Regions from separate parts of the Homo sapiens genome. Here region 2 is linked to region 1. A link is a loop called in an ENCODE intact Hi-C map of the cell type or tissue named here. Cell type or tissue: ovary. All regions are shown on one strand. Each heading gives the region's core, and the rest is flanking DNA. Links, peaks and the distances in the headings are about the cores only.

Region 1 (4,379 bases), core at 68-4,067:
GTCCCTTGCATTTCAGGGTGATGAGCAGCGTTCCTGGCCTCCATCCACTAGAAGTCAGCAACACCCATGCACCCCCAAACATGGCGATCAAAAATGTCTCCAGAAGTTGCCAATGGACACAATTGCCCCCCTGGCTAAACTAAGGATGGAGCTCACAAACCGGTGGGGAAAGGACAGAACCGAGGGAAAGATTTCCTCCCTCCTCCTGTAATACACAGAAACCACAGATAGGACCAGATATACATGGACCAGAATAAAATGTAGGTGAGGTGCGGTGGATCACGCCTGTAACCCCAGCACTTTGGGAGGCCGAGGCGGGTGGATCACGAGGTCAGGAGTTCCAAGACCAGTCTGGCCAAGATGGTGAAACCCCGTCTCTACTAAAAATACAAAAATTAGCTGGGCGTAGTGGCAGGAGCCTGTAATCCCAGCTACTCCAGTGGCTGAGGCAGGAAAATTTCCTGAACCCGGGGGGCGGAGGTTGCAGTGAGCCGAGATCGTGCCACTGCACTCCAGCCTGGGCGACAGAGTGAGACTCTGTCTCAAAAAACAAACAAACAAACAAACAAAAACAAAACCAAAACCCAACTAAAAGACAGATTTGGTGGTTTCAAAAGAAAAGTCTTCTTGACAAAGGTGGCCCTAAACCAAGCTGAAAGATATAACACGGGAATAGTAAAAGGTCCTGACTTGCTGGGTGGGGTTGGATGAGTCGAATTCAATGAACCAGTGGGTGGCAGGCATTCAACACACAGCCTGGAAAACAGTGGGCACTCAATTATGGCAGCTCTAATTCCATGCAACACCCACTGATCTTCACCTAAACCTCGGTTGGATCTCTTCCGGCCAGGGAAGGGCTCATCTCGTTTTTTTTTGAGAAGGAGTATCGCCTTGTTGCGCAGGCTGGAGTGCAGTGGTACGATCTCAGCTGACCGCAACCTCCACTTCCTGGGTTCAAGCGATTCTCCTGCCTCAGGCTCCCCGAGTAGCTGGGACCACAGGCGCGTGCCACCATTCCTGGCTTGTCTTTGTTTTTTGTTGTTGTTGTTGTTGTTGTTTGTTTGTTTGTTTTAGATGGAGTCTCGCTCTGTCACCCAGGCTGGAGTGCAGTGGCACGATCTCGGCTCACTGTAATTTCCGCCTCCCGGGTTCACGCCATTCTTCTGCCACAGCCTCCCGAGTAGCTGGGACTACAGGCGCCCGCCACCACGCCCAGCTAATTTTTTGTATTTTTTACTAGAGACGGGGTTTCACTGTGTTAGCCAGGATGGTCTCGATCTCCTGACCTCGTGATCCCCCCACCTCTGCCTCCCAAAGTGCTGGGATTACAGGCGTGAACCACCGCGCCTGGCCTGTCTGCATTTTTAAATAGAGACGGGGTTTCACCATTTTGGCCAGGCTGTTCTCGAACTCCTGACCTCAGGCGATACTCCTCGGCCTCCCAAAGTGCTGGGATTACAGGCGTGAGTCACCACGTCCGGCCGGGGTCACCTCTTGATAAGTTGCCTCCTGCCCTGGGGGATACTGTCCAAGGAGCCTCAGCCTTCTGAGGTACGAGGGGAAATTCAGGAAGCTAACGTGGACACCAGACATTGTCGAAGTCGATCCTGAGCGCGAGGCACCAGCCTGAGCCCAGTCTGCAGATGGGAAAACTGAGGCTCCAGGCGGCGAACACCCTGCCCTGTGGTCACCCAGCACAGGTCCGGAGACTCCGATTGTCACTTCTGTTTATTGAGTTACAAGTTGAGATGTGCAGGTTCGGTGGCGCCAGCCCCCCCATCCCCCCCCCTTGGGCAAAAATAGCTCCCAGCGCCGAGGAATGGGGGGTAGGAAGGGTCTCGGATAACGGGATGGGGCCTCGAGGGTCCCTGTGGGGCTCGTGGGTCCCAGGATCAAGCACGGCTGACACGGAAGACAGCGGGGTGGGGGGCCTGCCTTGGCCGTGGCGTTGGGGGGAAGGTGAGGGAGAGCTTCTGTACAAGGTCATCTTCCGTGAGGGTCCCGGCTGCGGCCCCAAAACGCCGATGGGCCCCGCGGGACGGAAGCGGAGAGCGGAATGTCCGCTGGGCTCCCTCGGATGCCACGCCCCGCCCAGGCAGCCTGGGGGCGTCTCCCTGACCTGGCCCCGCCCACCGGAGCGAACGGCCCGCCCAGGTGGTCTGCGCTGCAGACCTGGCGCAGGCTCGGGCCTCCTCCTGCTGCGGCTGTGCTCACCAAGCGATGCCCCGCCGGCCCAGCGGCTACTTCTTGTCTTCTGGAGGCGCCGGCAGTGGCTCCGGTAGAGCCTTGGGCGAGGGCTCGGGCTCCCAGAGCAGGAATTCGTGGAGCAGCGTGTTGACCGTCTCAGGGCATTCCAGCATCACCATGTGGCTGCCCTCGTCGATGAGCTTCAGGAATGCCAGGAGCAGGATCTGCAGAAGACGCAGGGCTCAAGGTAGGCGGGGGCAAGAGGGTGGAGAGAGGCCAGGCTTCCCTGGGACTCCGCCATACACACATGGCCCACAGCATCCAAAAGTCCCTCCTCCCATCTACCCTGCATCTCTCCACTTCCACTCAAGGGGGAGCTGGAGGATGGCCTGTAGCCCTGCTGGAACCCAACTAGTATTCAGGCATCCAGCATTTATTAAGTGTCTACAGTATGCCAGGAGAAGGATTTTCTTCTTTTTTTCTTTTCTTTCTTTTTTTTTTTTTTTGAGACAGAGTCTTGCTCTGTCACCCAGGCTGGAGTGCAGTGGCGTAATCTCGGCTCACTCCAACCTCTGCCTCCCGGCTTCAAGCGATTCTCTTGCCTCAGCCTCCCAAGTAGCTGGGATTACAGGCACGCGCCACTACACCCGGCTAATTTTTTGTATTTTTAGTAGAGACGGGGTTTCGCCATGTTTGTCAGGCTGATCTCCAACTCCTGACCTCAGGCGATCTGCCCGCCTCGGTCTCCCAAAGTGCTGGGATTACAGGAGTGAGCCACCGCGCCCGGCCTGGAGGAGGATTTTGTCAACTTCAACTCTACCAACATTAGGAGCTGGATCATTCTTTGCTGGGGGGGCGGGGGTGGGCGGGGAAGGGGCGGGTAGCTGGGGTGGGGGCTGCTATCCTGTGCATTTGTAGGGTGTTGAGCAGCATCCCTGGCCTCCACCCACTAGATGCCAGTAGTACCCCCTCCCCCTCAGTCGTGACACCTAAAAATGTCTCCATGCATTTCCACGTGTTCCTTGGGGGCAGAATCCTCCTTAGTTAAGAACCACCAGTCCAGTTATACTTTAATGGTTTTTGTTTTTTTTTTTTTTTCTTTAAGAAACGGGGTCTTGCTCTGTCGCCCAGGCTGGAGTGCAGTGGTGCGAGCATGGCTCACCACAGCCTTGAACTCCTGGGTTCAAGCGATCCGCCCCACTCAGCCTCCCAAGTTGCAGCGATTATTGGCGTGAACCACCTCGCCGGGCTAGTATCCAGGGCTATTCTAAGTGCTAAGGATCCCCAGACCCTTTCTAATCTGAACTCGCTAATTAGAGTTTCTAATCTAAAGATCCCCTGGTGCCGGTCTTCTAGAATTATATAGGTCACCGGTCTCATACAAATCCTCCGCTGTGAGGAGAGCCTTCTTACAGCGGTGGGGACAGTGCGTAATTGCTAACACCTGTCCAGGGCAGCCCTGCTTTCTAGATTCTACTTCTGATGCTAGACCTAATGCTCCTGTTTGCCTGGGGTCAGAACAAGATACAGCAACTAGAGGCCACGCCCACCCGGCAGCCACGCCCCCTCGGGAAGAAAGCACGCCCACCAAGCGCTACCACGCCCCCCGCAGAGGCCACGCCCCTCCCGGGCAGCACCCTGGGGATTTGTAGCTGTGGCGCCCCAGGTGCCCGCCTCTACCTCGGCCATGCGCTGGTCTTCCTCCACCGGCACAAACTTATCGTGCATGCCGTGGACAAGCAGGACGGGCACGGTGAGCTCGGCGTGGTAGACCTCGTCGCCCTCGGGCCAGTACTGGCCGCTCATCATGGCCCGGAGTACGAAGGATGACACGTTGAAAGCGTTGCCCTCCTTTAACAGCTGCTTCTCCTTGGCTCCTTGGCGGGCGAAGCCGGCCCTGGTGGTGGTGGAGGCACCGCTAGAGCCCCTTATGCCAGCCCGACTGCCGTGGGGTGCCCCCGATGCCAGCCCTAGTCCCAGCGGTACAGTCCCCCCTCCCATCCAACTCGAGCAGATGCCTGGGTTCGCCAGGGCCAGGATCACGGTCTTTGGGGTGGGGACACTCACTTGAGGAAGCTCCAGGCCAGGCAGGGCGACAAGCAGTGCAGGACGCAGGTGGGCATGTTGAAGATTGAGCAGAAGCTGGGCTCCAGCGCCGTAGGGCCCCCGCCATTGATCATGATCACCTTGTG
Region 2 (4,379 bases), core at 1-4,000, 54 kb after region 1:
TGAGACCAGCCTGGCCAACGTGGTGAAACCCCATCTCTACAAAAAATACAAACATTAGCCAAGCATGGTGGCACACGTCTGTGGTCCCAGTAACTCAGGAGGGTGAGACAAGAGAGTTGCTTGAACCTGGGAGGCAGAGGTTGCAGTGAGCAGAGATCACGCCACTGCACTCCAGCCTGGGCGATAGAGCGAGACTCTGTCTCGAAACAACAACGAAAAGAAGAGACAAGAAAGAGGTCATTACAGTGAGGCCTGATGGCTGCTCTTTTTTTTTTTGAGATAGAGTCTTTGCTCTTTTGCCCAGGGTGGAGTGGCATGATCTCAGCTCACTGGCAACCTCTGCCTCCCAGGTTCAAGCGACTCTCCTGCCTCAGCCTCCCGAGTAGCTGGGACTATAGGCGTGTGCCACCACGCCTGGCTAATTTTTGTATTTTTAGTAGAGACGGGTTTCACCATGTTGGCCAGGCTGGTCTCAAATGCCTGGGATTACAGGCGTGAGCCACCGTGCCCAGCCTTTTTTTTTTTTTTCTTTAAGTAAAGATGGGGGTCTTGCTGTGTTGCCCAGGCTGGTCTCAAACTCTTGGCCTCTGGTGATCCTGAGACCTCAGCCTCCCAAAGTGCTGGGATCACATGTGTGAGCCACCGTGCCTGGCCTGATGGCTTCTTTGAAGCTCATAAAGAGGAGAAGTGACCTAGTCAGGCAACTTAAAGTGGGCTGCCTGGCAGAGGTGATGAGTGTTGAGATCTGAATGGTGAGGATGTCAGATGGAGGAGTCTGGGGAGGGCACCCCAGGCAGAGGGCACTGAATATGCAAATCCCTTCATATGCATATCCCACTGACACATATTTCACTGGATTACATATCCCACTGATTCAGGAACTTCGCGGTGTGTTCAAGGAATAGTGAGATGGTCAGGTTTTTTTGTTGGTTTGTTTGCTTTTTTTTTTTTTTTTTTTTTGAGACAGGGTCTTGCTCTGTCGCCCAGGCTGGAGTGCGGTGGCGTGATTGTGGCTCACTGCAACCTCCGCCTTCCAGGTTCAAGCAATTCTCCTGCCTCAGCCTCCCAAGTAGCTGGGATTACAGGCATGTGCCACCACGCCCGACCTTTTTTTTTTTTTTTTTTTTTTTTGACAAGGCCTCTCCCTTTCACCCAGGCTGGACTGCAGTGGCTCGATCATGGCTCACTGTAGCTTCCATCTTCTGGGCTCAAGTGATCCTCCCACCTCAGCCTCCTGAATAGCTAGGACTACAGGCATGCGCCACCACGCCCAGCTAATTTTTAAATTTCTTTTAGAGATGGGTTCTCACTATGTTGCCCAAGCTGGTTTTAAGCTTTTGGGCTCAGGCAATCTTCCTGCCTTGGCTTCCCAAGGTGCTGGGATTACAGGTGTGAGCTACTATGCCTGGCCCTTTTTTTGGGGGGGGGTTGGGGTGGGGTCTCACTCTGTCACCCAGGCTGGAATGCAGTGGTACAATCATGGCTCACTGTAATCTTCAACCTCCTGGGCTCAGTTGATCCTTCCACCTCGGCCTCCTGAATAGCTAGGACCACAACCACCATGCCCGGCTAATTTTTAAATTTTTTTCATGGAGACAGGATCTTGCTATGTTGCCCAGGTTGGTCTCAAACTCCTGACCTCAAGTGATCTGTCCGCCTCAGCCTCCCAAAGTGTTGGGATTACAGGCGAGAGCCACCGCGCCCGGCCAGAGGTGGTCAGAGTGGCTGGAGCAGAGGAAAGGAGGAGAAAGAGGAGGGAGACCATTGGAGAAGGGATGGATGGAGGGGTCTGATAGGCAGAGGTTCGTCTGAGATTCTTCGGGGAGCCTGACGTGGCGGGGACCGACCAGCAGAGGGCGCGTCGCGCTAAGTGAGGCGGTCCCCAGCAATCCTCCCATCAGCGCTCCCGGTGCCCCACCCTCAGCGGATCTAGGCCTTCCGCATTCACCTGGTGGCATGTGAATGGTTAACTTCCCCTGACTGGGGTGGAAACTGAGTCTCGAAGAGAATCAGGATCTTTTCTGGAATCAGAAAAAGATCTCCACCTCCAGTGGTTGAATATACAAACTCTGATTTCAGTGGACACAGAGCCTGGGAGGCATCCGCGGCAGAGAGAGGGCACGAAAAGGGCCTAAGGAGGCCCGCAGAGTTTCTGACCACCCAACTGAAGGAGACCTCAGGGCCGGGCGCGGTGGCTCACGCCTGTAATCCCAGCACTTTGGGAGGCCAAGGTGGGTGGATCACCTGAGGTCAGGAGACCAGCCTGGCCAACGTAGTGAAACCCCGTCTCTACTAAAAATACAAAAATTAGCCGGGCGTGCTGGTGCATATCTGTAATCCTAGCTATTCGGGAGGCTGAGGCAGGAGAATCATTTGAACCTGGGAGGCGGAGGTTGCAGTGAGCCAAGATGGCGCCACTACACTCTAGCCTGGGAAACAGAGTGAGACTCCATCTCACATTAAAAAAAAAAAAAAAAGAAAAAGATCTCCACCTCCAGTGGTTGAAGATAGAAACTCTCTGGTTTCAGGGGACACAGAGCCTGGGAGACATCCCGGGCAGACAGAGGGCATGACAAGGGCCAAAGGAGGCCACCAGAGTTTCCCAACCACCCAACTAGAGGAGACCCAGGCCTGATTTTATTTACAGGGTTCCTGGCAGTATGTCACTATTTGTTCATTTCCTTGCTTGTTCAACCAAATCAACAAATTGGGGCTGGAGGGGCGGTGGCCAGAGTGGAAAGGGTCACACCATGAGCTGAGTCCACAGATGTTACTATTGGCCCCATCAGGAAACCAAACCGATGCCCAGAGAAGAAAAGCAATAATGTAGATCTGGGCGTGAGGGGTGGGCTTGAAGTGGGGAGGGTCCTGAAGGCTCCCAGGAGGGGTGAGCTGGGCCTGTGCCTGGGTGGGATTGGAGATGCTCTTTGGACAGGATGCTGGGGCCCCGCCTGCCTTCCCTGGGGCCCTGGCACACAGCTGGCCTGAGGTCCTTGGCTACAATCCTTTTTTTCCAAGAAGGGTGAGGTGGTTTGTGGGAAGCAGCCATGGGGGTTATTTATAGAGGCTGCAGGAAATCCCCAAAGAGTCTGAGACTCGCCAGGCGGTTGGACCTCAGGGTCAGGAAGGGGGCCTGATCGGCCAATTGCTCGACCCCCACCCCCTGTATTCAGCCCCCACCCGGTTCCTGAGGAGTCACCAGCCTGGGACAGTCAGAGCTTTAGGGTCAGAGCTGGAAAGAGGGAGGGATGAGGCTGGGAGAGAGGTTTCCAAAAGGGGAAGCAAGGGCTATATCTGGGACTTCAAGAAAGGCTGCCTGGAGGAGGGGGTCTCTGGAGCTGGGCTTCAGAGGTAGAAGGGTTCGTTAGACATGAAAAAGACTTTCTAATCCAAGGGCACAGCACAAATTAATGAATGTTGAGTCTTTTACAAAGAATTAAAAAGTCCAGGATAGGAGGAGGCAAAAGGGGAGTCACAGATGTGCTAAGGAGTTAGACTTTGTTCTAAGGGTAATAGGGAGCCATGGAGAGTGTGTGAGCAGGAGAGGGACTTGGACAGAGTCTGTAATGGAAAGACTCCTCTGGACCAGCACAGGAGCCATACCAGAGGCAGCAGCTGAGGTGCAAGTGTACAGGGGCTGAGCCAGGGCCAGGTCACTGGGATCGGTTAGAGGGATGATGGCTCCTGGAATGCTCTGGAAGGCAAAACAGACAAAGGACCAGAGGCCTGTGCCCATGTGTCTGGAGAGTTTAGAATTATTACTATTATTATTTTAGAGACAGGGTCTTGCTCTGTCGCCCCGGCTGGAGTACAGTGGTGCAATCCTAGCTCACTGCAGCCTCCAACTCCTGGACTCAAGTGATTCTCCTGCCTCAGCCCCCCAGGTAGCTGGGACTAAAGGTACGCACCACCATGCCCAGCTAATTTTTAAATTTTTGCTAGACATAGGGTCTTGCTAAATTTCTCAGGCTGGTCTCAAACTCCTGGACTCAAGCGATCCTCCTATCTCGATCCCCCAAAGCGCTGAGATAATAGCCATGAGCCACCGTGCCCAGCCCTAATACAACTTTATTTATAAAAACAATGCCTGACCTTAGAGTTATTATTATTACACCCAATGCTTGGATGAGAAAATGGAGGCTAGGATTGACTGAGCCAAGATTCAAACCCAGGGATGTTTGGCTCTGAAATCCTAAATCAGGTCTTCTGGGATGGTTAGGACTGGCTGGCATCAATGTCTCCCCCTAAGGACTCTGGGCTGTCTGGCAGTAGGCTTAGGGGCAGGGATGTCCCCGCTTCCTTGGGGCCTCCAGCTCAGCCCGTCTGGGCGGTCTGGCCAGGCTGACCCCCCTACTCTGTCTTGGCAGAGCCCCAGCTGA

What was found. Peaks named below come from ENCODE experiments on the same cell type or tissue, not always from the same donor. Only the 100,000 strongest peaks of a DNase experiment are listed, where the experiment ranks them.
Region 2: a loop joins it to region 1, with 2.8 times the contacts of the local background. A loop is called at or near these places in 40 of 110 quality-filtered maps.

Annotation. Positions count from the first base shown.
Region 1 is chr19:17,290,421-17,294,799 of GRCh38, forward strand. ABHD8 (abhydrolase domain containing 8) reads right to left here. Exons shown (of 5, transcript NM_024527.5): 3 at 4,255-4,379; 4 at 3,868-4,084; 5 at 1,711-2,411. The coding sequence ends at 2,241. It also overlaps a transcript of MRPL34 not described here. Among named protein-coding and RNA genes, the nearest start is that of ANKLE1, 11 kb to the left of the region's middle. RefSeq lists a silencer at 2,006-2,185 and enhancers at 2,256-2,345, 3,485-4,033, 4,034-4,379. In ovary, for the core only: a CTCF peak has its summit at 2,559; DNase peaks (open chromatin) are centred at 2,131 and 2,521; H3K4me3 peaks cover 920 bases; H3K27ac peaks cover 890 bases.
Region 2 is chr19:17,344,518-17,348,896 of GRCh38, forward strand. No RefSeq gene overlaps it. Among named protein-coding and RNA genes, the nearest start is that of GTPBP3, 9.2 kb to the left of the region's middle. RefSeq lists enhancers at 1,574-2,535, 4,317-4,379. In ovary, for the core only: a CTCF peak has its summit at 1,853 (motif pointing right); a DNase peak (open chromatin) is centred at 1,864.